6 separate regions of the Mus musculus genome follow, and regions 2, 3, 4, 5 and 6 are each linked to region 1. The links are chromatin loops, found by intact Hi-C in ENCODE. Cell type or tissue: heart. All regions are shown on one strand.

What was found. Hi-C counts contacts between places; a loop is a spot of excess contacts. Peaks named below come from ENCODE experiments on the same cell type or tissue, not always from the same donor. Only the 100,000 strongest peaks of a DNase experiment are listed, where the experiment ranks them.
Region 2: a loop joins it to region 1, with 5 times the contacts of the local background. A loop is called at or near these places in 2 of 42 quality-filtered maps.
Region 3: it touches region 1 in a loop (4-fold over the local background); 6 of 42 quality-filtered maps call a loop at or near these places.
Region 4: a loop joins it to region 1, with 2.1 times the contacts of the local background. A loop is called at or near these places in 15 of 42 quality-filtered maps.
Region 5: it touches region 1 in a loop (2.0-fold over the local background); 16 of 42 quality-filtered maps call a loop at or near these places.
Region 6: a loop joins it to region 1, with 8 times the contacts of the local background. A loop is called at or near these places in 39 of 42 quality-filtered maps.

What each region holds. Positions count from the first base shown.
Region 1 is chr14:63,204,793-63,209,792 of GRCm38, forward strand. The region is part of intron 2 of Gata4 (GATA binding protein 4); the gene reads right to left. Among named protein-coding and RNA genes, the nearest start is that of Neil2, 14 kb to the left of the region's middle. In heart, a CTCF peak has its summit at 2,503 (motif pointing right); DNase peaks (open chromatin) are centred at 349, 2,399 and 4,079; H3K4me3 peaks cover 307 bases; H3K27ac peaks cover 1,250 bases.
Region 2 is chr14:63,269,503-63,274,502 of GRCm38, forward strand. It overlaps a transcript of Gata4 not described here. Among named protein-coding and RNA genes, the nearest start is that of Gata4, 27 kb to the left of the region's middle. In heart, no CTCF peak of the experiment used is centred here; DNase peaks (open chromatin) are centred at 319, 999, 1,529, 2,059 and 2 weaker places; H3K4me3 peaks cover 2,779 bases; H3K27ac peaks cover 4,216 bases.
Region 3 is chr14:63,355,839-63,360,838 of GRCm38, forward strand. It overlaps Gm36165 (a long non-coding RNA gene), which reads left to right and starts at 2,834. Exons shown (of 4, transcript XR_874703.1): 1 at 2,834-3,007. Gm46458 (predicted gene, 46458) reads right to left here. Exons shown (of 2, transcript NR_168493.1): 2 at 4,165-5,000. It also overlaps Gm4151. In heart, a CTCF peak has its summit at 2,338 (motif pointing right); a DNase peak (open chromatin) is centred at 1,473; H3K27ac peaks cover 4,534 bases.
Region 4 is chr14:63,462,832-63,467,831 of GRCm38, forward strand. It overlaps Fam167a (family with sequence similarity 167, member A), which reads left to right. Exons shown (of 4, transcript NM_177628.4): 4 at 1-2,671. Among named protein-coding and RNA genes, the nearest start is that of Gm17232, 28 kb to the right of the region's middle. In heart, no CTCF peak of the experiment used is centred here; no DNase peak of the experiment used is centred here; H3K27me3 peaks cover 413 bases.
Region 5 is chr14:63,469,201-63,474,200 of GRCm38, forward strand. No RefSeq gene overlaps it. Among named protein-coding and RNA genes, the nearest start is that of Gm17232, 22 kb to the right of the region's middle. In heart, a CTCF peak has its summit at 2,092 (motif pointing left); no DNase peak of the experiment used is centred here; H3K27me3 peaks cover 491 bases.
Region 6 is chr14:63,369,978-63,374,977 of GRCm38, forward strand. It overlaps Blk (B lymphoid kinase), which reads right to left. Exons shown (of 13, transcript NM_007549.2): 12 at 4,214-4,345; 13 at 2,860-3,620. The coding sequence ends at 3,415. Gm36165 (a long non-coding RNA gene) reads left to right here. Exons shown (of 4, transcript XR_874703.1): 2 at 640-1,099; 3 at 2,644-2,691; 4 at 3,155-3,219. Gm46458 (predicted gene, 46458) reads right to left here and starts at 1,176. Exons shown (of 2, transcript NR_168493.1): 1 at 1,090-1,176. In heart, CTCF peaks have their summits at 1,933 (motif pointing left) and 2,733 (motif pointing left); DNase peaks (open chromatin) are centred at 2,714 and 4,974; H3K4me3 peaks cover 2,020 bases; H3K27ac peaks cover 2,764 bases.

The DNA of each region.
Region 1 (5,000 bases):
TTTGTTTTGCTCAGAGACCTTTCACCTAGAAAGCAGGGCAGGATGTCTCCCGGGAGACTGATTCTTCCTCACTTAGGCCCGAATGGCCAGTGGGTTCCACTCTCTGCCATCCAGGGCTGTTTAAGATAAGAGTCATCAGCTGCTCAGGTTCTAGGGGACCCTTTTGAGTTCATGTCTTGCCTCTAGACATCTTTATAGTATCCACCTAACCTACTCAGACTCTTTTCTTCATTTTCCTTTTCAAAAGTATGGCCATGTGATGATTTGATCATGAACTGTCCTCACAGCCTTCTGTTTTGGACACCTGGTCCCCAGCTGGTGGCTCTATTTTGGGAGGCTGTGGAACCCAGCTAGGAGGTGGAGCCCGGCTGGCAGAAGCTCAAGGTTACACTGGGACCCTTGCTCCTCATGTGCTCTCCCTGCTTTCTGGTCTGTGGTACTCTAAAACCTCCACAGTATACTGACAGCCCTACCCACTCCTCCATGATTCCTTTGCCACAGGGAACCAAATCCCTATGAAATCATAAGCTAGAATAACTCTGTTATCTGTTAAGCAATTTTTTTCCCTAGCTCTCGTGGTCCTAGTAATTGCAAAAGTAACTCATGCTGATTATTGTTCCTTTGGAGTGTGTGTGATGGAATGTAGAGGTATTTACACTGTAGGAGAATTAATACTGAAACATATAAAGAAAGTACAGGTCACTAGCAGAGTTGTGGGTGTGTCGTTTTATTCTGTCCTTTGTAAGACTTCCAGTGTTGACACATGTTTTTGCCTAGTTGAGGTCAAGCTGATATGGTCAAGCCTATCTTGCTTTGCTATGTTTGCTTACTGCCCTAATGTGTTACCACATTGGAAGTGTATTATAAACTCCTCCCATCACACTGTAATTGTCCATCATTGAAATGTTTCCTCACCTTTCGCTTCTGCTCTTCAATAGCTGCTTAATCCCTGCCTAGTTTCTGGCATTTGTTTTGTAAATATGGGTCTCTTTGTATGTAAATCTATGAGTTTCTGCTTATTACTCTGAATTCTATTCTAGAAGGAGATTGTCTAGGTCAGGGAGACTAGAGTTTTGTTTACATTCTTAAATGAGTCGTTCTTAGTTTTCCCACATGTGACAGTTAGCTTTAACTGTCAACTTGACACAGAACTATTGCGAACTGAATTACCTCAGAAGAGAGTCTCAATGAGAGTCTCAATGAGTCTACATGGGATTGGCTGTGAGCATGCATATGGAAGATTGTCTTAAGCTAATTGATGTGGAAAGACCCAGCCCAGTGTAGGCAGCACCATTCCCTATGCAAGGAGTCCTGAACTGTGCAAGAGTAGAGAAAAGGAATGCAAGCAAGCAAGCAAGCATGGATGCACACATTCTTTTCTCTCTGCTCTTGACGGTGGATGTGATGGGAACTGTTACCTCAAGCTCCTGCTCCTGGAACTCCCTACAGTGATGGGACTGTAACTTGGAATTGTAATGTAAAGTAAACCCCTTTCTCTCTTCTGTTTCTTTTTGTCAGGGTATTTTATCACAGCAACAGAAATGAAACTAGGATCCCATTGTAACCATATGCATGATCTGATATTATTGTTTGCCCTTTTCTTGGTATATGGAGCATATAATAAAGACACAGACCAAAATCCTTAGTGCCTTAGAGTCAATCAAATGTAAGTGTCAGCCCTCCACCAGAAGAAGGCTGTCACCCTCTGCCATCCTTCCATTCACTAAACCTTCCCCTTTATCTTCCATGTCTGCAGAATTCTACAACTGGCGGAGCCCACATGTCCCTTCTCATTGTCCAAGTGAGAGAGGTAGGGTTGGTTTTCTCATTCCCTTTGACCTATATTAAGCCTAGTTAAAAGCTTCCAGAATTCTCTCTGACTCATGCCATCTACTTTTTTTTTTTTTTTTTTGTCCCTAAGCATAGCCACCTTGGTCTCCATATTACCCCTTTCCTGATACCAAAGGCAATGCTGAGTTCTCCGGGAAAGCCAGTGGTACCCCTTAAAAGTGGACCCCTTAAAGGTCCTTCCCTCCTTTAGCCCCAGGTCTGGGGTTTGCCAGCTCTGCTGTTCAGTAATCCGTACTAAGAGAACGTTGGCTGGAAACGGATAGGGCACCCTCCTCATAACTCTGGGTACATAAACAGTCATTTACACCTGCAAACAGGTAGCAGTGTGTCTATGCCAAGCAAACAATATACAGGTGTGAGGGGCCGTTTGCTCAAGCCAGGGAGTTAAGTCAGCACAGAGGCTATTTTTACACCTGTGTCACACTGAAGGCCTTTCATCAAGGTCACCTGCCTCTAGAGGTGACTCTTGCCCATGGCCTGCTCTCTACTGGGCCACCACCAGCACCAGCACCAGCAGCTTGTCATCTGCAGCCTGTCAGCCTGGCTCTTTCCTCTCAAGCCCTCTCCTGAGAACAGTAGAAAGGTCAGGAGTTCCCAGAGCCAGAAGCCAGCAGGGCTGAGAGGGAGTTAGCAGTAGGCTTTTGTTCGCCATGAACACTAGATGGCACTACAGTCTCTAAATGTAACCAAGACCACAATGTTTCTCTAATAGGTTCAACTCCATACTCTCCCTTTAAAGATGCTCATGCCAGTTTCTTTCCCCCTCTGGTTCATTTCAACTCTAGGGTAAAAACCCCTTGTGATCCACTGCTGTTTGTGAGAAGGGAGATCCCGCTTTCCCGCGCTCCCTCACACTTTGCCCATTCCTGTACATGCATATCAAAGGAAATTAGCGGAGTCCATAGATGTGTCCTCTCTGGTGCCTACTCATCCATCCCTGCTCTGAGAACTCAACACAAAGGCTGACTTGAGGAACCCCCTGCGAGTGCACCTCAAAGACCAGGCAGTGCCTTCTAACAGTGGTTTTCCTACCCAGGTGAAGTCATTGGACATTGATGAATATGCATTCATCACCCAGACACATTTAGCAAACATCTGTGATTTAAACAAGCTGACAGATGCCACAGGAGCTAAGAGGGTGCCTAGGTCTCAGAATGCTAGTGGTCGGGGTTAACAGACTGGCCCTGAGAATCAATAGTGAGCGACAAGATGACTCATTCCATTTTCAGAACTGTCAACTGGCTGTGGACTTCGTGGCAGATACCGTTGGCCTAGGATAGGAATTGTGGAAGTCCCACCCAGATAGACCTGTTAGTGCCACTCAGCAGCCAAAGGAGGGGGCAGGGCAGGAAGCAAAGACCATGTTTCCTCAAGACGTCTAGCCAGGCATGCCTGTGTATGGAGTCCACCACAAAATCTTACTACCCAACCACTTCGGTGAAATGTTACATGGGTATTTTATTTTTTAAAAAAGACTTGTTTTGTGTGTATAAGCACTTTGCCTACATGAATGTATATGTACCATGTGTGTGCCTAGTACCTGCAAAGATGAAAAGGCATCAAACCCCCTGGAACTAGAGTTACTGATGGTTGGGAGCTACCGTGTGGATTCTGGGAACCGAACCCTGTTACTCTGCAAGAGCAACAAAGTGCTCTTACTCACTGTGATGTCTCTCCAGCCCCTATAGGGAAACCTCAAGTGATTAATACAAAGGCGATGTAATGGAGGTGCAAGATGCTGACTCTGACTTGCAAAATGAGAAACAGAACATGCAAGGTGCCCTGCAGCATGGTGGCAACAGAGGCGGCCAGAAAGCAGCTTTGCTGGGACTAATTGTGGGGGCTTCTCTTTTCAGGAAAGCGCTGCTCTATGACATCATAACTTCTTTTTAAAATTCTCATTTTGAAAGAGAAGAAATATGATTCCCAAGCAAGCACCACCTGGGTTGGGGGAGCTTTTTATGCTCTTATGTAGGACACAGAAATAAATCCCCCTTCCCTCTGAGCTGAGGAACTGGAAGAATGCAGCCCATCTCTGCTACTTAGTACTTACTCTGGGGGAGAATGGGTGCCCCAGCTACGATCCACAAGTCAGTACTTCTTACTCTTTACCCCATAAAGTGCAGGGTGTACCTTCCCAGAGGGCAAGTTGAGGGCTCAGCCGTGGCTCCAGCCTGTGACAGCCTGCCTAACACTCCCACCCCTCCCCAGTACAGGTTTGGTCCTCCCACTGGGGGGCGGGGCAGTGGGAATTGACCCTAGAGAGTGGGTCAGCATCTCCCTCTGAGATGAGATAGACTCTGAGAGGATAGTCTTGTAATAATAGCTGCAAAGCATTTTGCAAACAAGAGAGAAAATGTCCAACAATGGCTGTGGAGTGCTCTGTAAACACCCAGTGGGATACCGATGATGGATTATCCTGAGGTTGGGGCAGAGGGGCAGGGGGCAGGGAAGGCAAGGGACAGAGGAACTAGGGAGAAGTTGAGGACACACACGAAAGAGAAGACTTAGAAATCTGATGCTTTCTCTAGGCATAGATGAGGCCAGACTTAGAGTCATAGATATCCTAACTCCTTTGAAGCTGCAGGCTATGAACATTGGAAGCAAAAGTTAACAGTATATATGTAGGAATTCTCAAAGTTGCTGTTTGTAGGAAATGGGAAATTCTTTCCTAATCTCAGAGACAGGCACCTAACTCCTCCTTAACACCCTATGCCCTACTTTAAACATGTTTCTTTCAAATGGGAATACATTGCCACAGGATGGATATTCCTAGAAACTATGGCAAGTTACAGCCACCCACATGCCTGGAAGGAAAATGGGGCCCTGACTTCTTGAAGCTAATACAATTAAAGGTAGGGACTCAACCTACCCCTACCTGTCTATTCATCCTGTGGAACTCACCCATAAGGCTCGGCAAATCACAGGAAGCAAATGTGGACCGGAAGAAGGACAGGAGGAGGAGAAAAGGAGAGAGGAAGAGAAGAAAACCAGGTCATGCCAGCAGCACCCTTCTGGGCACCGTGAAGAGTAGGGTTTGTCTCTTGACCTTTGAGAAACAATCCCAAGTAGCTGATGCCGCATTGCCAATTTGCACTTTGAGGGTCACACAGGCCCTAACCTGCTGTGGGTGAGTCCTTCCATCTTTC
Region 2 (5,000 bases), 65 kb after region 1:
AGAAATCTCCCTTAATTTCCTTTGCAGAACCGACAGAAAAGCCGTTCAAATTCCCAAGACCGCTGAGAACCACCAGGGCCTAAAAAGCCCCGGATTTGTCACCACACCGCACTTTCGATCCGGATAATGCAGGTGAAAGTGCCCCTCCCCCATTATTCGGATAATTGCCTCGAGTCTCCACTTAGCGTTATGTTTAAACAACTGGAGATTGATGGCTGTAGCCCCGAACCCCTTCCTCTGGGCAGTTCCCAGCTCTGAACCTCCCCAGACTTCACGGGTGCAAACCGTGACTTCCCTTCCTGTGCAAACAGAACCAGGCATTAGAAAGCCGTTGGAAATGGGTATTTGATTGGCCCCGAGAGACACAACGGGACCAGCTCTTGAGGATTTCTTTCGTGCCAATCACAGAACACTGTTTTTAAGATCCCACTAAATGCGATACAAAACTACAAAAAACATGTTCAGAACATGTTCCTAGAAGAGCGAAACCCGTGGCAATGAGCCCGTAAAACACAAGCTCACAAAGGGGAGCTTTCAAATACCATCTGCCCTAGACTGATTTATCAAAATAAAGATAGCAGAAACTAACCATTTGCAACTACTAAACAGCAATACCAACAATGTGGACAATGGACACAAGTGACCATAAGTTATACAAGCCTTACAGTAAGGTTTTCCTTTAATCGGTATATGTATTTTTTTATGCCTTTTTCGCTTTATTTTTTTTTAATTAAAAAAAATTTTTTTGAGAGTACTGGGGAATGAGAATAGGAGGAAATAAGTGGTGTGCTGACAGTACAGGGTAGAGGGGAAGGGTAAATTTCCAGGTAGCTTTTGAGTTTACTGCTGGAAGTCCATGCTAGCTTCCGGGGTAGAGGGACTGACTGCAGGGGAATATAATCTCTACTTTGCAGAGGCAATGTGTCCTGCACCGGTACAAGGGAATCTAGACACTTGGACACCAAAGCCTACCCAGTGCCAGAAGATGTACCAGTATCAAAAATGCCCAGATGTCTGTTGTCAGCCTTTGAGCAAGTAGAGGAGGTCTGGACAGCAACGCTGCCAGCCTGGAAGGACCTGAGTTGTTTGCAGTTCTTCCAAGGCCTCCGGCTTCCTTATTCCAAGTCCTGTTCTCAAAGAGACCACTGCTGTCTTGACTCCCCTTATTCAGCTCTTTCCTAGGATAATAGGATTCAAAGTTTGGCACCCACCACCTCTGTCTTGAGAAGGAAAGAGAGGTAGGTTTGACTCAGCTGCAAAAGTCCACACAGCCCCAGGCTTCTCCTCACATAGAGTGAACGGAAAGCATGCTTTATGCTTGCTTCCATACACCTACAGGACCCATCTCTACCCAGCTAGACACGACCCTGGAATCAATGAAAATCAAACCCACACAGCAGCTGGCTGACCCTTGCCCTGCTTGAGCAAAGAAAGGAGGCGCAAATCCCGAAAGAACCATTCACAACTAACCAATACAGCCCGGTGGGGATCGGCTGCACACTTCCTGGCCCAACGCTTCCAGAGTGAACTGTGGCCTGGCTGGAAAGGACTTGCCTGAGTCCTCCAGAGGACACGGGTGACCATAGGGGACCCCAGCGAACCGATCTGGGTTTGCTGGAGGGAGCAAAGGCCCAGTGGCACCTGCTTCAATCTGCTTGGCTTCTGTGGTCAGCCTGCATCCACTCCCCTGGTTTTTTTGGGTGGGGTGGCGACCAACCATTGCCATTAGTTTCCAACTACAGGAATCAGGCAATGAACCAGGAAATAGAGAAACTAAAATGCCAGCCAACTGTAAGAAAGAATAACAGAAGAGGTGGAAGAAGAGAGAGAGAGAGAGAGAGAGAGAGAGAGAGAGAGAGAACCTCAGCAGGTTGTCCTAGAAATAATCTGTTCTCTTTCCTCTAGGCAGAGGCTGAAGAGCCCCCAGCACCTATCCCACAAAGCCTGGGTGGGCGCCCTGGAAGCCTTTCTGTTCCCTCTTTCCCAGGTTCCTCTCCACCATGCACAGTGCTCCTGTGGCTTCCATCCCCTGGCTGTTTCTCCTGGCCTCCTGACAGGAGGGCCATTTGGAGGTGACTCACCCTAGGTGGAAGCTCTTCCAAGCTTGTTGGAGGCCAGCTTTCAGGGACAGATCAGCCTCTAGGCCCAGAGATTCCAGCCTGTTTGAGCCGGGTGGGAGGGAGACGTTGTGAGCTACGTCTCCCAACTCCCTCTGCTCCCGGCTTCCCTCTCAGAATTAGATAACAGCAAAAAATAGATAAGAAAAGTGATTCATTAATTCAGCGAGTCCCGTGGCTGGTGGCTGGCTTTTTCTCCTTGGTACGTGTGGAAGTGGAAGAAAGCCCTGTCGGGGCATAAGCACTGGCTGGTCTCTCTCTCTCTCTCTCTCTCTCTCTCTCTCTCTCTCTCTCTCTCTCTCTCTTTAAAGCAAATCCACATCCAGGAGGTTCTGCCGAGTCTGCCCAAGGTCACTCAGAAGGACTGCACACAGGCGGAACACTCCTAGGGCATCATCATTTACTGGGAGAATGCTCCTCCCCCAACCTGCTGCTGTACCCAAGGCTTGCCCTTAGAAAAGTGGTCCTACAGGCCAGAGGGGAGGAGGGTCTCCTCCTATGGCCTAGCCTATGGCACAGTGAAAAGCAGTGGATGTTTTAGAGCATTGTTGGTTAGCACCAGGGGCAGCAGATCCTCCAGCGTGTAGGTTAAGACCTTGAGTGAGGTACCCCAAACTCAGAGAGGTGGCCAAGTCATGGAGCAAGGGAACTATGGAATCCACTTTGGTTTCCCCATCAGTTGAGTCCTAAACATGTGATAACCAGTGGCCTCTTAGCATAGGAAGAGAATTGGAATTATTCCTTCCCTGAGCAGGAATCTTCTTCCAGGTGACTGTCAGCTCTGTTGAATACTCCTAGGGATGTGGATCTCCACTGCCCCCCAAGTGCCCCAGGAACGCAGGGTTAGGCACAGAGAAAGGTTCACAGAGTGAGCCGTGGGAACCAGGCAAACAGATCCCTCTGGTTTTACTCAGGGTAGATGGCCCCTGTGGAGTTGGTGACTCCCAGAGGAACCTCTTAATAATAACAAGAAGAATAAACATATTGCCGGCATACTTTAATGCATTTCCCAGTTCTTAGTTTCCCGGGGTCCTTGAAACAGTCCCTGAATAGTGGAGAGAATCCAGACAAGTTATTACTGATCTCCAAATGCAGAACAAGAACCTAGAATTGAAAAGCCAGGGGTGTCTACCAGGAGAAAATAGGCGCCGGAAGAGAGAGATGAAGGAAGGCCTGGAGGAAAAGGGGGAGATGTGAAAGAGACAGGACCGCATCTCCCTCCCTTCCAAGAAGTTTGTTGAGTATTTGCAGAGTGATGAATAAGGTGCCCACCATGGCCCTCCGTCTCTATGTGTTGCCCTTACCATATGACTTGCAGAAACTACTCAATAGGAAGATGTCCATGTAAAACTCCCTGAAGCGTCAGGTCATTAAAATTCCTGAAGAGTGAGCTGAACATGATGAGGCACAGGCCTTCTCTGTCCAGCCGGCTAACTGTCACCAGCCCAGTGCTTTGGTCACGTGAGTTCTACTGTGGTTATTATAAAATAAACACAATACAAATGTTACTACTTCAGTTGCTTTAATCCGCAGGGGTCAGTGGCATTAAGGACATTTCTATACAACCATATCCCCCTCCAGACACATTCTCTCTCCCTCCCTCCTTCCTTCCCTTCCTCCCTCTCTGTCTGTGTGTCTCTTTTCCTTCCTTCCTCTGTCTCTTTGTCTCTGCCTGCTATCTCTGTCTCACTGTTTCTCTCTGTGTCTCTGTCTCTGTCTCTTTCATTACTGGAGTTGAACCCAAGCCAGGAACATACCAAGCAAGCAAGAGCCCTACTCTTAAACTCCACCCCCGCCCCCATTTTACCGTTTTAAAAATAGATTTATTTTTGGCTTTTGTTATGTGTCCGTGTATGTATCTTTGTTTGAGGCTGGAGTTACAGGTGGTTGTGAACCACCAACATGGGTGCTCTGTTCCTCCGAGAGAGCATCAAATGTTCTCAACGGCTGAGCCATCTCTCTAGTCCCCCAGTTTTAATTTGAGACAGGATTTTACTACGGAGCTCAGGCTGGATTTGAACATCCAATCCTCCTGCCTCTCATTTCAAGTGCTAGAATTACAGGCATGCACCTTTTTGGCCCTGCTCCTTCCTCCCTCCCTCCTTTCTTTTTTTTTTGTCCTGAGACCAGGTCTCTTTTAGCCCAGGCTGGCTTTAACATGAGCTGGAACTCTTTTTTTTTTTTTTTTTTTTTGGTCTTTTTTTCTGGTTTTTCGAGACAGGGTTTCTCTGTGTAGCCCTGGCTGTCCTGGAACTCACTCTGTAGATCAGGCTGGCCTCGAACTCAGAAATCCGCCTGCCTCTGCCTCCCGAGTGCTGGGATTAAAGGCATGCGCCACCACGCCCGGCTGAGCTGGAACTCTTGATTCAGCCACCAGCTGTGATTATAGGCACATGTCACCATATCAAACTGACAGCCCTGGGGATCAAACTCAGCCTCATACAAGAAACACAGAGCTTTTTTTTTGTTTTGAGGGGATCTAAACCCCACCATTCTGTAGTCCAGCCTGTGGTTCTATGGTAAGCACTCGCACAACACATCCCCAGCCCCTCTGCCTTCTTCTTGTATGAGTTTGATAACCACAGACACCTGTAACTGACTCATCCCACTTAGCACTGCATCCTCATACTTCATCCACATTGCAGCGCACACTAGCATTTCCATCCTCTTGAAGGCCAAATGGTGCTAGCCCATGTGTGCAGACCACATTTTATGTCTCTATCCATCTGTTGACATATGTTTGAGCTGTCGCCAACTTTAAAAAATGGTTTCCTTTACTTTTTGAGATTATAATATAATTACATCATTTCCTCCTTCCCTTTCCTCCTTCAAAATCCTCCCATATTCCCCTCCTTGCTCTCTTTCACAGTCATAACCCTTTTT
Region 3 (5,000 bases), 150 kb after region 1:
ACTGTTGAGGACCCACCTGGCTTAGTTTTAAGGAAATTTCTGTTTGCTTCTTTCAACTTAAGCACATGCCTAGAAGAGGGAAGAATTTCCTTCCTCCTAGTTATTCAGCCATTCACGGGGCCAACGGTGTGCCTGGCATGTAGCAGACAGTTATGAAAATACCAATGAACTCAATGAAGTAATTATAGCCTCACAGAGGGCAGGGCACATAAACGGGGGAGTAATCGGACTGGGTTTTGAAGGATCGGCAGGAGTCCATTGGGGGCATGATAAAAGCAAAGGGCTGTGTTTAGACTTCCATTTAGATCTTAAATGAACGTCTTGTTGATGATAGTGGAGACCTTTAAATCGGCTAAATGCAGAGGTGGAAGTTCTGCTTCCTAGGGAAGTTAGGACAGATGCCTTGAGGTGGGGGTACCAGGCACGAGATTGACGAACACGAGTCACAGACCATCCACATCTCTTATTTCTACCTGCTGGCCTCCGCTCTAGACAGTCCTCCCCTGAGATGGGCCTCTTCCTGCAGAAGGGTCTCCCTGATGGACGAATTCCCACTGGAGATGGCCTACCTGAGAGATGGGCTTGCATGTGACTGTCTCCTGCCTCTTTCCTGGGCAGGCATGGGGGATGGTCATCCTTGCTGTGATTATACCACCTTTTGTTAGAACTCTAAAGCCCAAGGCCAGAGCTTAAAATAAGCTCCAAGGATTTCTACCGTAAAAACAAAACAAAACAAAACAAACAAACAAAAAAACCCAGTTTTTTTGGGCTATGGAGATGGCTTAGGCTGTAAAGTGCTCATCATGCAGGTATGAAGACCTGAGTTTGAATCCACAACCTATTTTTTTTAAAGCCAGGTGCAATGAGGCAGACAGGCATATCCCTGGTCCACTCTACCAAATCAGTGATCCGGTAAGCTGTGGATTTAGCGACATATCCTGTTTCAAAAAGTAAGATGGAAGATGACTGAGGAAGACATCAACCTCTGACCCCAAACTAATGGTCTCTCTCTCTCTCTCTCTCTCTCTCTCTCTCTCTCTCTCTCTCACACACACACACACACACACACACACACACACATACACACACACACACACAGTCTAAAAGATTTTGAGCCAGTGGTCTTATTTTTCTCCCCATCTCCTCTGCCTCTTCCTTGTTCTCCATTGTAGAGCAAGGCTCCCAGAACACTAGTGGTCTGGTGGGGAGGTAGAGGAACAGCCATGCGTCACGTCATCACCAACTTTGGAAGGTTCGCAGGCCTGGAGGAGGGAAGGTGTTCCCAGCCCATTTCCCTGGAAGGGAAGGTCTAAATGCAGAGTGGAGGGGGAGAAGGCAGAGGAGGCAAGATAAGCTTCAGTCATTTGTCATTTTAATTGGCTCAAATGCTCTGAGGAGAGCTGGGCCCTATCCTGGCTCTGTTCTGGATAGAGTCCAGGCTCAGACTGTCTCGGGCTGTGATGCCCACGAAGGGCACTGAGGAGGATAGGGTCAGGGCTAGGATGGGAGGCACATGAGTGGTCAGAGGCAGGCTGGCTGCCCCGGCATCTCAGTAATTTAAGGCAGCAATGTAGCAACTGAAATAGACATGTTGTAAAGAATTCCTGGCATCTGAAGGGCCTTCCTAGTTCTCCTAACTCTTTCTGCAGCTAAGGAAGACCCTGCCAACCAGCCAGGCTGAGCAAACTCTGGGTACAGCAGGGATAGATGGTGGCTAAAACTTAGATCCCTCTTCTAGACAATGATCAGGGACAGAAAGTGACTCCAGACAGGGACAGTTCTTACATTTACCCATTGTGTGTATGTGACCTTGTGTCCCTGGGAATAAAGACAGGACAGGCTCTCCTTCCCAAACTACAGGTGAGAGTATCACAGCCCCAGGAAGGATGTTTAATGCTGTCAAGGACCATGACCTGGCAGCTGACACATGCCAATCTGCGCTCTATGGTAGTAGCTGGCCCCACAGAACTGGTAGCCACAAAGAGGACTTCCAGATTAGGTAGGGGCTGTGATAACCAATGTTGACTCTGTATGTGACTTCTAGGGACAATGGGGTCTATGCAAGTCCCCACTCAGAAGCTGTTGAATGAAAGAAAGGATATTACAAACATAACGGTATAGGATGGGGCCCCTTAGCAGGTTTGATCCAGAGAGTGAGCTATGAGGACAGGGGAGGGTGATCCCAGTGGGGACTGAAGTGTTTTAGACAGCGAAAAAGTAGGAAAAGCTAGGCTTCAGTAGGCACTTGTGACAAGGTTCCTTAATGGGCCTCTTGACACTTAAAGCAAAGCAAGGCATTTGGGCACTGGCCTTCACAGGATCATTACAGCATATGTCCACCAGGTGGCAGTAGTGTGGGAAGTGCATCTTTCTAATCCATAGGAAAGCTCTCTGAGAGTTAGTGTTGGCCTGGGTAAAGTGAGTGGAATAGAAAAAAAAAAATCCTCTCACCATTTGACAGGAATAGAGCAAGACCTTTCATGGACCACATAAGAACCATGGACACGAGTTGTGCTTGTTCTGCTTAGCCAAGGGCCAGGAGGAAAGCCCAGCATCCTATCAGTATTTTGGGCAAACAGGTATGAGCCCAACACAGAAAGAACTCAAAGCAGCCAACAAGTCAAAGATGGAAGTGAGACACCCATTAGCAGACACATTCAGGAGGGGACAGGTAAGGATATCCTAGTGATACTGAAAGTATGGAAATGTAAGGGGGGACGGAGGAGGAAGGTAGGAAGGGGAGGGAGAGGTAGGAGGGGGAGGGAGAGGGAGAGGAGGAGGGCGAGGGGGAGGGGGAGAGGGATGGGGAGGGGGAGGGGGAGAGAATGGCTTTGCAGGACCACTTCCAGTTTCATAGAAAGCTGTTGTACGAAAGAGAAATCCTGCTGGAAGCTGAGCTCATGGAGGAAGAAAGCAGACCATTGGGATGTGTCCTGTCACCACACACCTGTCCCAGTGACACACATGGTGTGAGCCTGTCAGCCAATGGAGGGAGCTGAACAGACAGGTCAGTGCTGCGAGATCAGAACCGCTGCTTTGCTTGCTCTCCCGACCAATCATGGGACCTTTGTCTGCCGCACTGATGCCATTTGATCATTTGAGTGTCCACTCAAAGTATCCCTATCCACAAACACTCACTCCTGCCAATCTCATGTTTGGACTTCAGTGAGGACAGTAATCCTGTTTTTCTTTTTTGGTCCTTCAAAAGATGCAGTAAGATGGAAGAGACCAGACAGGTTTGCAATAGTATGGAAAACTTTCCTAAGCCAGCTATGACTCCACAGGCCCTAGAAATACCTGCCCCCGACAAGCCCCCAACTCCAAAACCCCTGACAGTAACCATACGTGACCCCATGTTGGGCAGGGAGACCTTGGCAAGTGTCAACCACAGTTGAGTGTAATCTTTGAGGAGGGAAGGCGGTACCAGAGGGACGAGCCTCTTCATCTACATCCCACAGATATAAACACCAACAAGGAGTAATGACAGGGAGATCCCTTGAAGCCAGCCTCCTGACTAACTTTTCCATGAAGAGTCCCCTGGAGCTCTGGCCCTAATGGCCTGGGATGGCAGCTCATTACTCTTATCTTCTGCAGGCCAAAGCACCTCTGCAAAGACATTCCTGGTGCCTCATCCTGAATGCCTCAGTAGTCCTCTCATTTATGTGTGTAGACAAGAAGATCAAAGCCCCTGGGGATGCATGAAGGATGTCAGGGTTGGGCTCTCCATCCATTAGAGTTGACAAATGCCTTGTTCAGCTGATGGGTCGCAGATAGCCACCCTGCCAGAGGAGAAAGCTGTGAGGAGGGAGGTGGAGGTGGTGGCCAGGAGGCTACAGAGACAGGAGAGGGATTGGAGTGGCAGGGTGGAGAAAGGACAAGAGTTAGAGCCCCCCCACACACACATAGCCACTGGTCCATCCTCACACCTCCACCCATCCAGCACACTTCTCTCAGATGTCAAGCTCAGAAGAGATGACTTAGACTGAACCTACAGTCTCAGGGGTGGCGTCACCTGGAACAGCAGCCTTCTTCCCTGTGAACAGTGTGGTGTCTCCAAACCCCATAACTGTAGTCTCAAGGTCATGTGCTCACAGTGAATGCTATATTATCATATAGCATTATGACATTATACACATTATGCCATTATACATACACACTTATGACTGAAATAGAGCAAAATATTTAATAAAAGATTTCCCTTCCCCAGTTGCTTGTTTCTTGAGGAGAAATAGTTTTACTCAAGAAAGAGTAGAAAAAAGTCATAAAGACCTCCATTTATGATAAATGGTCCCTGATACCTACAAAGACGGTCCTATAGAAACTAGTGACATTTATTTTTTTTAAAGTATACTGGCCTTGACACTATTCATAGTGGTGCTGGCATGATGAGGCCCACTGCCAGGTGAATGGATAAAGGAGTGGAACTCAAATACACAGGAAGGCTCTGCAGTCATAGAAACATGGAAGCCTGACATTAGCTGCAACACGATGAGAAATCGAGGGCTTTATGTTTAGTGAAATTAGCCAGGCAGAGAAACAGAATCCACATCCTGTCACTCACTCTCACGTGGAATCTAAAATCCGTTCATCTTATAGTAGTCAGAGTAGAGCAGAGGTCATAGAAGGCTGTGCCCAGATCAGGGCCTGAACTTGCCTCTGGCTAGGCAAGGGCTCTACCCCTGAGCTACCTCCCCAGTTTTCTTGCTGTTCTTGTTTCATTGACCAAGTTGTCCAGTTGGCTTTGAACAATCTGAATAAAACAAGAAAGCCTTGAGCTGTCAGTTCTTCTGCCCCAGGCTTCTGAGTAGCTGGGACTGGAGATCTACACCAAGCCTGGTTTGTTTGTCTGTGAAAATCAGGGTTTCTCTGCGTAGCTCTGGCTGTCCTGAAACTTGCTCTGTAGTCCAGGCTGGCCTCAAACTCAGAGATCTGCCTGCCTCTGCCTCCTGCGTGCCGGGATTAAAGGGATGCGCCACCACTGTCCAGCTAGAGGGACCAGT
Region 4 (5,000 bases), 260 kb after region 1:
GACATTATGTAAGGCAGGGCTCTCAGCAGGATCCCTGTGGCCTTCCCCTCTATGGCCCACTTTCCTGTGACCTAGAATCACTGGTGCTATGATGTTGAATCCCAAAGGGGACACCCCTCCCATACCCCTGCCAAAGCTTGTTCTTATAGAAAGCTCTACTCTAGGGAAGCTGAGAAGATTAGATTGTGCCAAGTATACCCATCTCTCACGTATTGTTACCACCCTCTTAGTGCTAGCTCTAATTGCCCCTATGTAGGAGGCTCAGCAACCTGTGCAGGGATGTGGTAGGACAGGAAAACTTAAAGGAATAACAAGATGACAAGTGGGAATGCAGGCTCCTCTTCAATGGCTACCAGCATCCCAGAGAAGGAGCTCTGCCCAGGTACTTTGAACTTCAGCCTTGATGCCACAAGGCCATGCTGTTTCTAGCTTGATCCATGGCATATGATATATGACATATGTACCTTGTATAGCTTTGGTAGAGCAACCCAGGTATCCTGCTGTCTCCCATTACAACCACTTCAGTTACCTCTCTGCCACCCGCAACCCCAGGAGAACACCTAGCAGGCTACTGGTCACTGATGGCTAAACTAGGCAAGATAGGAGATAGATTTCCCACAAGTGAATTCTATAATAGGGAGCATGACAGAGGTCCCCTGGTGGAACCTGATATTGTCACCTTATCCTCCGTACCAAAGACCCCAGGGATCCCAAAATTCCATCCTGAGCCTCTCCCAAGACTGTGCCTGATCTAAGCAATGGATTTCAATTGACCATGACTGTTAACTAATGCGTTGCTAACTTGTTAATACCTGTCTGAATCCTGTCCAAATGGAAAACCAGTTGAGTAGGCCACACAGAGTTTGGGCTTTAGTTTTGAGAGTTTTTCCCTAGCAGCAAGCTTGAGCTCAGTAAAATGTTAAGCTCTTCAGTTCAGGGAAGACCTGGTACGGCACACCTGGCCACAATCCTCTTAACACAAGTTCCTCATACTCTGGGTGTGTCTAGTGAGGTCTGCTCGACTCTGGGTGTGTCTAGTGAGGTCTGCTCATGAGCACAGAAGGGCAGAGTGAAGCCTGGAAAGACAATGACTTCCCTCCAGTTACCTGGCTGCTCCACAGCTATAGAATATTAAGGTGTGAAATTACTGTGAATCCAGCCTAGATCTTCTGCCAATGAACTTGAACTCCAAAAGATGGTACTGATGCTCTGCCAAACCCACAAGTTGCCAGCTTCTCCCTCCCTCCCTCCCTCTCGGTCCCTATTCATTCTTCTCTGGCAATGACTAGTACTGGGGTTGGGGAGAGGGGAGCATAACTCCCAGATGGCGGACCCTTAGCACTTACCACTTGTCAGGGCTCTGCGGTCTATACTGACTGTTCTCTGTATATAACATTTCTTCCTACCGATAATCCCCATGAGCTGTGTCCACACACGACACAACACACGCAGACTGGAATGGAAAGATAATACTGAATGGCCTCTTCCTTGTGATTTCAAAGAGCCAAACTGTTTTTGTTTCTTTTTTTAAAGATAGAACAAGGTAGCCAAGATTTTTTTAAGAGCCCTGAAGTCCAGAGGCCTTGACCCCAGTCCCTTCCTTCAAGACTACACAAAACACTGCCAAGTCCCAAGAGGCCTTTATTTCCCATCACCTCCTGCCTCTGGTCACCCCCGACCCTTGGGTGACACTCGCCACATCACAGAGAGCACATGAAAGAAGGACCATCCTGTATTCTAAAAACAATGCCAAACTGAGCGTAAGAAATTAAATCATTATCCAGGCATGGTAGTGCACGTCTTTAATCCCAGCACTCAGGAGGTGGAGGGAGGAAGATCAGGAGTTCAAGACTAGCCTATGATACCTAGTAAGTTCTCCAAGTCAGCCTGGGCTTTATGAGACCACACCTCATAAACATAACAGTCACCAGTTATTACAGTAACTGACGCTCTTAGCTTAAAGCAAAGCAGAGTGATCGACTTGGATATGGTCAGCAACTAACTATGTGACTGAGCAGTCTGTGCTCAGATAGGAAAGCACCCAGCATCTTCCTCCTGCTTTTGTTCTCTGGGAAAACTTTGTCCTAGGCAGGGTTTGAATAGATTAGATGTTTCAACTTAAGTTGTTCATCCCAAGAGAATTGTATTCTGGGATAAGGATGGGGGGCTGGGGAGTAGACTGAAAAGGTGGAAGGGAAAGTCATTCTGTCATCTTACCTGTAGTCTAGTGTCTGTTAGCTCTCTGCCTTCCGTGGTGAGCTCAAACCATTAACTGTTCACTCTGGTGGTAGAATCCCCGCAGAGATGTCTGTAGGTCTGTGGCAACATTAGCTGCCTTCCTCAGCCAGCGTCCTGCCTTACTGTATGTTCACTGTCCTGTTTGGTGTTCCCTCCTTAACCATCTCTATCCCCCCCCCCAGGTGAGACATGAACTATCCACTGTGCTGCCACAAGGTCATGTCCAATGCCTCCATGGCCTCAGTAGCAATCACAGAGGCTTAGAGGGCCTGGACAGGCCTGGCCATAACCTGGCCTCATCTAAGACCTACCCCTGTAGCAATACCAAGTGCTATTACATAATCAATTGACAATTTACAGTTTTATTTTTATGATTATTTGTTTCTATATTACTGTTAGAAAAAGTGAAATAAAAATATTTCAAAAGGAGATATCCAAATAGAGACATTTACTGCCTTGTTACCTATGGTTACAGCATACACAAGATCAGGACCATAATTAGATGGATGGATACATGGATGGATGCATGGATGCATGGATGCATAGATGGATATATGTATGTATAGATGTATGGATGGATGCATGGATAGATATATGAATGGATGCGTGCATGGGTGGATGAATATATGAATGGATGCATGCATGGGTGGACAGATGTATGAATGGATGGATGTATACATGGGTGCATGGATTGGTGGATGGATGATTTGAACAATTAGATGAAGATACGGAAGAAAGGAAAATATTCTCCAGCACTTTTTTCCAAGAAGGGTCACTTGGAGGTGGTTACAATGGAGTCCCATTCCATAGGCCATGTGAGCACACCTCATATACCCATCATGCCTGCATTTGACTAAATCCAAAGCAGAGGTGACCCGTTCCAACATATAATGGCTTTTCCATGGTGACTCTAATAAGTGGTACTATCTCTGTGTCTTGGAGAGACATATGCTTCAGAATGTTTCAGCCACTCACTCTTAGATGTGAAATCAGTACAGGAGAGCTGTGGAGATGTCCTGGAGACATGGATTCTGGCTGTGCACTTCCAGAGCAGCTCTTGGGATCTTCTCTTCTACAGAGGACCAAGGGTACCATAAGAGGCAGGGTCTTGAAAGAGTTGTGTCTTCATAACCCTAGGAAGGCCATGTGAGAGTTCAAGGTGGGTCACAAATTCCATTGTGTGGAACACCTGTCAGCAGCTCCACTGAGATTAAGCAGGTGTGACGAGGCTTTCTCAAAAAGCACATAGCATGCAACCTGTGGCCACAAGGTGAGGGAGCACAGGCATCACTTAGACGTCCACCACCTAGGTTGGGCACGTTGTCCCACACTTTAATCCCAGAACCCAGGAGGCAGAGGCAGAGAGGCAGAGAGAGAGGCAGAGAGGCAGAGAGGCAGAGAGGCAGAGAGGCAGAGGCAGGTGGATCTTAGTGAGTTTGAGACAGTCAGGTCTATTTAGTGAGTTTCAGAGAAGCCAGTGCACTAGTGCTATATAGATCCTCCCTTTAAAAAAAAAGGGAGAAGAAGGAGGAGAGGGAAGAGGAGGGAAGAGGGAAGAGGAAGAGAAAGAAGAAGAAGAGGAGGAGGTGGAAGAAAAGAAGGAGGAAGGGGAGGAGGAGGAAAAAGAAGAGGAAGAGGAAGGAGGAGGAGGAAGAGGAGGAAGAGGAGGAAGAAGAGAGAGAGAGAGGATAAAAGAAAAATTACTACCACATAGAGGTCACAGACTTTTTTATACCAAAGCCAAGACGCATGTCCACTTCTTCAAGCCAGCTGAACATGGTAACCATTTGGCTGTTATACTAGAGTTCTCTAGAAAGCACCAATAGAATGCATATCTATTGTACAAGGGCACTCGTTACACCAGCTTACACGATAGACCCAGGTAGTCCAGGGATAGTAATCTGCATGTTTAACTCCAGTAGCTGCTCAGTCTGAGAAGCTGGAAGCCTCAGCAGTCCCAGCAGATGCTGAAGGCCTGGAAACTCCATGGAGAGCCTCTGGTATTGAATCTGCATTCCGAGGCCAAAGGAGTCCATGCCAGTGGAGGATGACTACAGGCCGGTCAGGACAAAAGGGAGCACAGGTAGGCAGTGTTTCCTCTGCCCGTTTATTGGAAAGTGTTGCTCACTTTTAGGGTGGGGTTTAACACCTCCCCCAGGCCCCCTCTCTAGAATTGTCCACACAGGGAAGTAGAGGAACAGAGATGCTCCAAGGTGCTGACCAAACTGAGGAATGTGGATGTGACCTCTCAGAAGTGACACAGCCCTTTGTTCAGAGGGCCAGCTGTGGCTTCATTAGGTTGGGCCAACTGCCCCAGTGTGCTCTGGGAGCTTTGTCACCAGCCCAACCTACAGCTTCCACATTCCAGACCCTGAATGTCACAGCCCATCTGGATGCCGGGAGAATGGGAATTGATTCCCCTGCCTTTCCTGCTTCTTAGTGAATACAGAGGATTCCCCTCCTGTTCACTGTCCACATCAGAACCCTGCTGCCTGTGATTGGACTGGCTTGGGGGAAGGCTGAGCTGCTGCTACTCTGAGGGAAATGATATGCAGCTGAGCCACTTGGGCAGTACAGGCAGGCCCCAGGCCCCAGGCCCCAGGCCCTATCTGGTGTGAGCTGATCCAATAGAAGGCTACATTATTAAATACCCTGTTCCTAGGCACAAAGCAAATGACTACATAGCCCAGCCTACAGGGAGATCCTGGAGGAAGGGAAACCTCAGAAGAGCATAAAAGCCCTGGAAGTGGCCACCTCACTTG
Region 5 (5,000 bases), 260 kb after region 1:
AAAAGGAGCTTCAGTTGAGGAAATGCCTCCAGGAGATCCAGCTGTAAGGCATTTTCTCAATTAGTGATCAAGGGGGAAAGGCCCCTTGTGGGTAGGACCATCTCGGGGCTGGCAGTCTTGGTTCTATAAGAGAGCAGGCTGAGCAAGCCAGGGGAGGCAAGCCAGTAAAGAACATCCCTCCATGGCCTCTGCATCAGCTCCTGCTTCCTGACCTGCTTGAGTTCCAGCCCTGACTTCCTTGGTGATGAACAGCAGCATGGAAGTGTAAGCTGAATAAACCCTTTCCTCCCCAACTTGTTTCTTGGTCATGATGTTTGTACAGGAATAGAAACCCTGACTAAGACAAAGTCCTAAGTAAGGACCAGCATGACCTCTGAGGGAAGTACATAGGTAACCAAGCCCATGACCATTAGCAACCAAGTTGTTAAGGAGGGACCCTCAGCCCGGGAGCAGACCCAGAGTCTTCCATCACCCACAGGGACTCTTTTTTTGCCATGAGGACTCTTTAGTCAAAGGACGTGTGCCAAACGGCAGGCAGCAGGACAATGTGGTTGGTGTGAGAAGAAAAGATCACAACTTCTGCCGGTGTCATTAACTTCTTCCATGAAATTTAAATGTGCGTGACATTGGGTACAGCAATTCATTATATGATACATACTTCGGGAGGACCACAAACCTTTTGGCTGAAACCCACAAAATCAAGCAAGTAGGCGGCCAGCTTTTGTCTGTAGCCCTGGTAGTGGATTGTGCCTGCTGTGCTCCTTGGTGGTGCTAGATGGGACAGGAGCCAAGGCGGCCTTTCTTCTGGGAGATGGCCCAACCACATTCTATTTGACCACAGCAGGAGGCGTCTGCATGTCAGTCACCCTCCCAGTAAAAGCTGAGTCCCTGCTCTTCTGCTCAGAGCTAAGCTCAACAGAGCGGCCCCTGCAAGAAACCCCAGAAAACACAAGATAGGAAAAAAAGAGAGAGAGAGAAAGGAAAAGATTGGAAGGGACAGAGAATATGGAAGAGTGAGGTGGTGGAAGAGTAGGAACAAGAAAATCCAAGGGATCGAGGGAGCTTCCCTGCCCCTCCCCCATGACAGGATTTCTCTGTGTAATCCTGGAACTCTCTCATTCCTTCTGAAAGCTTCGATTTAAGGTGTGCACCTTCTTACAGTGTTGGCTCTGAATCTCAGACCATGGACTAGGCTTTCCTGCCTGCTCTCCCATCTCCCCTCCCTCCTGTAAATAATTGTTTTGGCCAATTCTAAGAACAGGGCCTAAGATAGTAGCTTCTGAGCTGGAGGCTCAAACAGTAGTGCATCGTAGAGCCAGCTGCCTAGCAGAACACCCCCAGGTCTATGGGCTCCACCAGTTAGAGAGGCTTGTCCATCACCTGTTGTCCCTGTGAAGCCACACCTCAGCTTCTGCCAGAGACACCCTCGGCCCCTGCTCATCCTTCTAACCTAGCCCCCAGAAGGTCATCTCCCCAGCCCTAATCTTCAGGGGGCCCAATGGGACTCACAGTATCACCTTTAATACTCCTCCCCTGATCACAACCACCCTGACCTCCACAGCTGCCCATCTCAGGAACAAGAAGCTAAAGCTATCACCATAGCAGTGTGCCAGGGCATCCAGGAGGCACACGTTGATTTATTTTTTTAAGCAAAAGAAGCTTCTGTTTAAAAGATGACAGTCACTGGTATTTCTAGAAGGCAGTGAATTTCCCTGGGGCTTGGAGGTACAGCATGTAAAGCCATGGCTCTATACTGATTCCGCGGAATTGCTGGGACGTAGCTATTGTAGCAATGTGTGCTGTCAGCACCAGTGGGCTATAAAGCGGTGGCTGGAGCGTAACTCTCTCCTCTGAATTGAAACCCAACACTATTGGCTCATTAACAGTCAGCCAGTGGCAGAGCTAGTGATGAGCTGGAGTCTCCTGGCTTCTTTCCTAAGCTCTACCCTCTGGCTTCCCACCTCCATATGTTCCTTACTCAAACCACAGCAGAGAAGGTCTAAGAAAACAAGTCTGCCAACAAATGGCTTTCAGACTGCTGGCCTGCCACCCACCGCAGTTAGTAGAGCCTAAGGTGCCCTCTGCTGGAAAACTATAGAATACATTTGTGTGTGCACTTAACTGAGTTTCCTTGGCATCTTTGATTGTCAGAATTTGCTATTTGTTAGAATAATGCACATTTTGATGTTCTTCTCCATGGACCAAGCATGAAATCTCTAATCTGTCAGAATTAAAACTCTATAAATTCATATTCTCTCTCTCCTTCCTCTCTCTCTCTCTCTGAAACCTTTTGGTCTAGCCGAAAGGTTCTTACTCTACAAGTCTCTTTGAGGTCCTGAGCCAGGTACCTAACACCAAACAGATACACAGTGTCCATCCTTTTTATTTCTGCTTTTCCATAAGCAGTGTGGAATTTCTGAGAAAGATTCATATGGAAACAGAGCATTAATTAAAGGACACTGTGACAGAAGTTACACACGCTTGGAGTTCCATCTGCCCAGTTCCCACACTTCCCTAGGTAAACTGTAGCCTTAGTCTTTTATGCACCTTTCCAAAACTTCAAAAACACCTATCTGGGCTGGACAGATGGCTCAGAGGGTAAATGCACCGTTGGCAGAGCCTAATGACCTAAGTCCAATCCCCAGGACCCACATGTCGGGAGGAGAGAACCCCGCCCCCATAAGTTATCCTCTAACCTCCATACATGTGCCATGGTATGCTCCCAGTAAGACATGAAATACTTTTAAAAGTAAAGTAAAAATGCATGCATGCACACATACACATATATATTGTACTGGCTAGTTTTGTGTCAACTTGACACCGCTGGAGTTATCACAGAGAAAGGAGCTTCAGTTGAGGAAATGCCTCCATGAGATCCAACTGTAAGGCATTTTCTCAATTAGTGATCAAGGGGGAAAGGCCCCTTGTGGGTGGGACCATCTCTGGGCTGGTAGTCTTGGGTTTTATAAGAGAGCAGGCTGAGCAAGCCAGGTGAAGCAAGCCAGTAAAGAACATCCCTCCATGGCCTCTGCATCAGCTCCTGCTTTCTGACCTGCTTGAGTTCCAGTCCTGCATCCTTTGGTGATCAACAGCAGTATGGAAATGTAAGCCGAATAAACCCTTTCCTCCCCAACTTGCTTCTTGGTCATGATGTTTGTGCAGGAATAGAAACCCTGACTAAGACAAATTGGTACCAGCAGAGTGGGGTATTTCTGTGACAACCTGACCATGTTTTGGGGAGGTCTGTGGAAGGACTTTGGAACTTTGGGCTTGAAGATCCATTCGTTGTTAAGAGCTCTGTCAGATGTTTTGTAGGAGCTTGGAAGATAATGTTGAGGACAGTGCAGAAGATGGAGGCCTGGGTTGTGAAATTTCAGAGGGAAAATTAAAGACTCTTTTGAGGGCCATTGTTGTTTTGATTGTGAAGATTCTGTAGTTCTGGTTAGCTGGGGCTGAAGAATCAGCTGTGATTAACAAGATACCAGAACTACTAAAGCAAAAACTTTGCATTACTGGGACTATTGATGCTGGTTAGCCGGAGCTAAGAAATTAGCGGTGATTAAGAAGAGACCAGCATCATTGAGGTGACATCTTCTGGGAAGTGTTTTCTGAGAGCACAGTGGCTGTGTTCCAGATATAGCCAACGTTGTACATTGTGCTGTGGCTAGACTTGGTAATGTGTAAGGGTCACCCAGGTGGTACTGGTTGGTTTTGAAGGCATGAAGGAGTTGAGCAGAGCAGCTGAGGCTTGGCACTGTGAGAGGCCATGGAAGGCCATTGGTGAAAGTGCAGCCTCAGTTGCAATTGATGGCCCAGGACTGAAGGGGTCATGCAGTGTTTTGGAGATGCCAGTACCATGAGATGACCACCAAGAGCAGCAGCAGCAGTGGGGTACAGGCATCTGGAGCCTAGAGGATGACGCGTGTGCTACAAAGGGCATGGCTGGAGAAGTGACCCAAGCCCTTAGAGGAGCCCAGAAGATCGTGAGTTGGATCCCAGACATTGGACGGTTGGAGATTGACTTTTGCTTTTGATTGTGACTGTGCCCTTATATTTTCCCTCTTGAAAGAAGAAACTGTTTTAGTGGAGCCCACAGTTAAGAGACTTTTAATTGTAAAAAGACTTTGGATTTTTAAAAAGATGGATATTTTAAAGAGATTGAAATTTTAAGAATATGTAAAGGCTGTGGGACTTTTAAAGTTGTTTAGATCTTGGGGATGAATAAGAATGTAAGGGTTGAGGCTTACTAGTGATGTTTTTGTGTGTCAAGGGGTCAATTGTACTGGCTAGTTTTGTGTCAACTTGACACCGCTGGAGTTATCACAGAGAAAGGAGCTTCAGTTGAGGAAATGCCTCCATGAGATCCAACTGTAAGGCATTTTCTCAATTAGTGATCAAGGGGGAAAGGCCCCTTGTGGGTGGGACCATCTCTGGGCTGGTAGTCTTGGGTTTTATAAGAGAGCAGGCTGAGCAAGCCAGGTGAAGCAAGCCAGTAAAGAACATCCCTCCATGGCCTCTGCATCAGCTCCTGCTTTCTGACCTGCTTGAGTTCCAGTCCTGCATCCTTTGGTGATCAACAGCAGTATGGAAATGTAAGCCGAATAAACCCTTTCCTCCCCAACTTGCTTCTTGGTCATGATGTTTGTGCAGGAATAGAAACCCTGACTAAGACATATATATAGGAAACACACACACATCTCATTACCCCTTCTATCCCTACCAGTCCATTTCTCAGATTCATGACTTTTGGATTGGCTTTTAGTTTATTCAAGGTCACTTAGTGCATATTTGATTAGAACTACTTATTGGGCTTAGCGAGGTCACCAGTAAGTACACAACCGAAGGCAATTATTCTGTCCTTGAATCTATCCATACAGTGGCAGTATCGTTCAATTACATCATGAGTTTTGACCACTCTTATTTCCCATTTCTCTCTCTTGCTCTCCTCCTCTGCTTCCTTCTCCTTCCATTCCTATTCTCAAATAGCCTCCCTTCTCTTT
Region 6 (5,000 bases), 170 kb after region 1:
GAATGAAGAGAGATGGTCCCCTTGTGAGAGGCCCTGTCTTATTCCTGGATGTTTCTTCTCAGGGTTAAGTGTGACCTCAGGAGGTAATAAAGTCTCTGCTGTCCATGACAGCTATATGGCTTACGCACCCTCAAGTTTAACTGGGCAGAGTGTCCTGGATACTCTCAAGGGATATCAGGCAGAGATGTGACTCTATGAATCACGGGATAGTGACTTCTTCAAGACAGGGACAGCTGGGACCCCATCCAGCAGCAGGGCCTGCCTCTCCCTTTCTTGGTTCCTTCCTGTCATTTTTTTATGATCCCTCAGTCCACTTGCTGGCCTGTGGTTTGCTTGATGCCCCTGTTGCCCATTTCTCATATGAATGTTGTCCTCTGCCCCCCAGGGCTTCTTTCTACAGTGCTGGGCACCCGGCTGGTGTTGGGGGTAAAGGTCCCCATCCCGTTTCCTAGGGGTACAGTAGTGAACTACTATAGTCTGGGTGTCTCTTCCTGTCTGCTGTCTAGATAAGTAAAGACATCCAAGGCCAGACTCAGCACGGGAAGGCCCTACAAACTGGGTAGTGCCGTGCTGTCAAATGCAGCTCTTTTTGTAGGCGTGGCTGCTTTAAAGACACCATCCTGTGCTCTTGCTCCTCAGAGAAGCACCTAGTGGCTGCCTAGGGACCAGGACTTCTCAGTGAGCAGCCGGTCTGAATGGAGAGTTCATTCATGTCTATCTCATCACATTCCGGCTTTCTGAAGACCCCAGAGCATGCCACCATCTGTCATCAAGAAGCTGAGGCCAAGGAGTGTCCCCCACGCCACCCACCCCAGGTCCCCAGGAAAACACCTCCTTTGACCTCCGTTTCCCACTTGGGAGAGGTCCAAGCTCATGCTGGAATAGACAAGAGGTTTCCAGAAAGCATTTTGGAGCGGGACTGTGATTCCTCCCGATATCCTTTACAAGGCAGCCGTGGAAGACCGACAAATCAGCAAGGACTGTGTGAGACCAGAGGAGGCCTACCTCCTCCTCTCCCACCCCAGCACACGGTGAGCTTCCCAACCCTGACATCATCAGAGTCTTTCTCCAAAGATGGATGCCTCTTACCAGCTGCATGGTAAGTTCACTTCGCCTTTCTGGGCCTCAGAGTCTTCATCTGTAGCATGAGTGCTTCCCATGGTTGCATAAACTGGCACTCCATACTCAACAATGACTGTTTATAAAGGTCCCATTTGCATAGTTTGAATATTCTAAACAGTGTGTGTGGGGGGGGGGAGTGTCAACCTTTCTTTAATGATGTTCAACTCTGACTCAAGTTGGTTGTGGGTTATGCCAATGACCAGGTGGGAGGTCTGTGTGTCTCTCCTGTTTCCTGGGCTGCCTCCTGCACTGTCTCTCTGTCTCTTTATCACTTTGAGATGAAGGCTCAGAACAAGACACACCTGCTGTGGGCCCATTTCCCAAATGGGGAAACTGAGGCCCAGAGGTGTGAATTGTTGTACCACATAGCCTGTGGGAGGAAGTGCTTTGTCCTGAACTCAGGGTTTACCTGATCCCAGAAACCCACTCTCACCCATTTTGTAGGTGATGTACCCAGGTTCTAGGAAAACAAATGCCTGTCTCAGGTAAGAATGGTCCTAGGGTCCCCAGGCTCAGTCTGTATCCTTCACAAGCTCTGGGCAAGGGGCAATCATCATATAATCAGATGTTTCATACGTAGTCCCCTTGCCAGTGGCTCACACGGCCACCACTGTGTTGGGAGAACACGGACACTCCACAGCCACTTCCCCTATCATTCCTATTTTCTCTGCTTCCCTCTTTTTCTTTACATATCCCTCACCCACTCTCCTACGTGACCTTCGGATTGGGATATGGAAGGATCTTTGTCCTGAATAAATTTGTGAACATAGGGAACTTCCTTCAGTCAGTGCGGGCAAATTGCGACCCCTTGTGGGTTCCAGCATCACCTGGAAGGAGAAAGGCCCTCCTCCCTGAGAGGAGTAAGTCAGCCTTTGATGTCACCTCTACAGCAGACCTGGGGAGAGCCATGGGGAAGTCACACAGAGCCAGTTTTCCTGAGAAATAATATCCCTCAGTAGCTCACTCAGCTCAGCTGCCAAAATCCGGATCCTTGGGCAGTCATCAGTGCCAGCTGGGAACATTGAAATACAAAGCCACGGGTTGTGGATAGGGCTTAGGGGGAATGCTTGCCCGGCGCACATGAGGACTTGTATCTGAATCCTCAGTGCTCATGTAAAATGCCATCATGAGCGTGGGTGCCTGTAACCTTGGCATGAGGGGAGACACTGGGGGATTCTGAGGCCAGGAGGACTATTCTGTATAATTTGGGCTTGATGGATCCATCATCTTGTGCTTTGGTGGAACACGGAGTATAGGTAGGGTGTGAACCCAAGTGTGAAGTGTGTTGATCCCAGCCCCTCTGGAGGAGCAAGTGGGCTCACTATTGCAAGGTGCTGACATCTAAAAGGGTTGAGGGTTTATGGAGACTGGACCCTTTCTACTTATTTTTCTATAAACTTATCCCCCCACCCCACCTATATAAACAAAACAGGATGAATGGGAGACAGAAAAACAGGCGAGAGAGCCTCCACACTTGGGGAGATCACCGCCCCATCTCATGGCTTTCTGTCCATGTTCTAGGGAAACTTGGAACTCAAGGTGCTTGCGTCCATGGAGTCCCAGATACAGGTTTGTGGGGTGAGATCGCCACCTGCTGGCCAGGAAAGACAGTGTCAGTCACACCCAGTGTCCTTTGCTGAGGAATGGGGTAGGGTTGGGGCAAGGTGCTCCCCACCTCCTACACACATCTCGTGTGCCACATCTGTTCATGTCACTGGTAAAGACCAGGGGAAAGGTACAATTCTCATGACTTTATTATAGAAAAGTCCCAAAGTGTGCATGCAGGGATGGGTAGGGGGCACACAGCCAGGGGACCTGGAGGATTGACCCATAGTTCTGAAGCAGCAGACAGGGAGGCACTTGCTGATGAGACTGAAAAGGTGAGAGAAATGGGAGCTCTGATTGCACTCTGGGTTATGACAGCCTGACATCCTGTCCATCGCTAACTGGTCAGACTGATTTCGGGACTATCGGGGTCTGAACACAACTGGAGGTAAGTTCTAACACAATCCTTGCTCATTTTACATTCAAGGAAGAGACGACACAGAGCAGCAAAGTAACTTGGCCAAAGGCACACAGCCAGTGAAAGGTGGACCGAGGTTGTGCCTTGAGAGCTCATGCCTCACCATGAAGCCATCTTTGTCTCCTGGCTCCCTCACTTGAGAAGCAGGCACACCATTCTTCCCTGATTCTGCAACCTACCTGGAAGAAGAGCTAAGTGTGAACATATTAACCCAAAGTCAGAGTCCAGAAGGAGGCTCAGGCTGGGAGCCCTGAAGAGACCATTGGTTGCTAGGGCTGCAGCTCATATTGGCCCTCCGTGGCTGTGTAGAAGTCCTCCAACACCGACTGCAGGAACTCAAAGGTAGGCCGCTCCTCTGGCCGGCCCCGCCAGCACTCAGTGATGATATCATTGTACAACTCCGGTGGACATGTCTCCGGGCATGGCATTCGGTAGCCGTGCTCCAGGCTACGGATGACCTCAGGGTTGCTCATTCCTACAGGAGGGCAGACAGGGAGCTTCAGGGCTGGTGGTGCTCCAGGAGTGCAGTCACTGGCCCTGAGGGCACTAGACTAGGCCCTGACCGGCACTAGAAGGGAAAGAGTGGGCTCTGATACACTATGGCTAGTGTAACCCTGGAAGGTCACATAGGTGCCAGGATCGTAGTACTACTTTGGCTTTTCACACAGGTCTTCTTGTATAGGCCAGACTGGCCTTGAACTTGAGATCTGTCTGTCTCAGCCTCCCAAGGGCTGGAATCACAAGCTTGAGCCATTACACCTGTCTCTTACGCCATCTAATTCCACCNTAATCTCCATCTCCCTCTCCCTCTCCCTCTCCCTCTCCCTCTCCCTATCCATNTACNTCCCCCTCTCCCTCCCCTCCCCCTCCTCCTCCTCCCCCTCTCCCTCTTCCTGTGGCCCTGAGCAGTGTGCAGAAGGAGAGGAAGCCCACAATGCAGGGCTGGGCTTCAGTCCCTGTGACAGGACCCTGCTCTCACCAGTGTGACATACCCACAGTCAGTGAGCCTGGCGAGTCACCATCAGGATGTCCCAGGAGGATGGTAGGAAGGACAGGGACAATGCCTACCTGGGTAGGGAACGCGCCCATAGGTGACAATCTCCATCAGCAAGACTCCGAAGGACCACACATCAGCCTTGATGGTAAACACCCCGAAGTGGATGGCCTCCGGGGCGGTCCACTTGATGGGGAACTTGGCCCCTGCCAGGAAAGTGCAGTAGCTCCAGGGACAGCCAACCATCTACCCCCAACCCACAGAGTCCTGCCCCTATCTGCCCGTTCCCACTGGAGGGCCTGCAGGATGTGTACACTGGATACATGAGGATATAGGAAGACACAGTCACTTGCTACTATCCTAGGAGTTCTTAAAAACAGTGTTGATGTCCCTGGGTGGTGTGGTGCACACCTTTGATCCCAGCATTTAGGAGGCAGAGGCATTTGGATCTCTGAGTTCAAGGCCAACCTGGTCCACAGAGTAAGTTCAAGGACAGCAAGGGCTACATAGAGGAGCCTGTCTTTGAAAACCAAAAACCAAACCAAATCAAACCAAAAAAGCAAAAACAAAACCAACAACAAAACCAGTACCACCCATATATGCTTCCATCTGACTTACTGTTTTGTTTGATTTTGATTTTTTGGAGACAGAGTCTTGTGTATATCCCAGACTGGCCTCCAACTAGAGCGTACGTAGCCAGGGGTAACCTTGAACTCCTAATCCTCCTGCCATCACCTTCCACTGTGCTGGGATCACAGCCATGCACCAGCATGCCCCATTTATACTCCACTGAATATGAAACCACGGGCTTCATGCCAGAGAGGCAGTCTGCTGACTGAGCTATGTCCCCAGCCCTGTGCA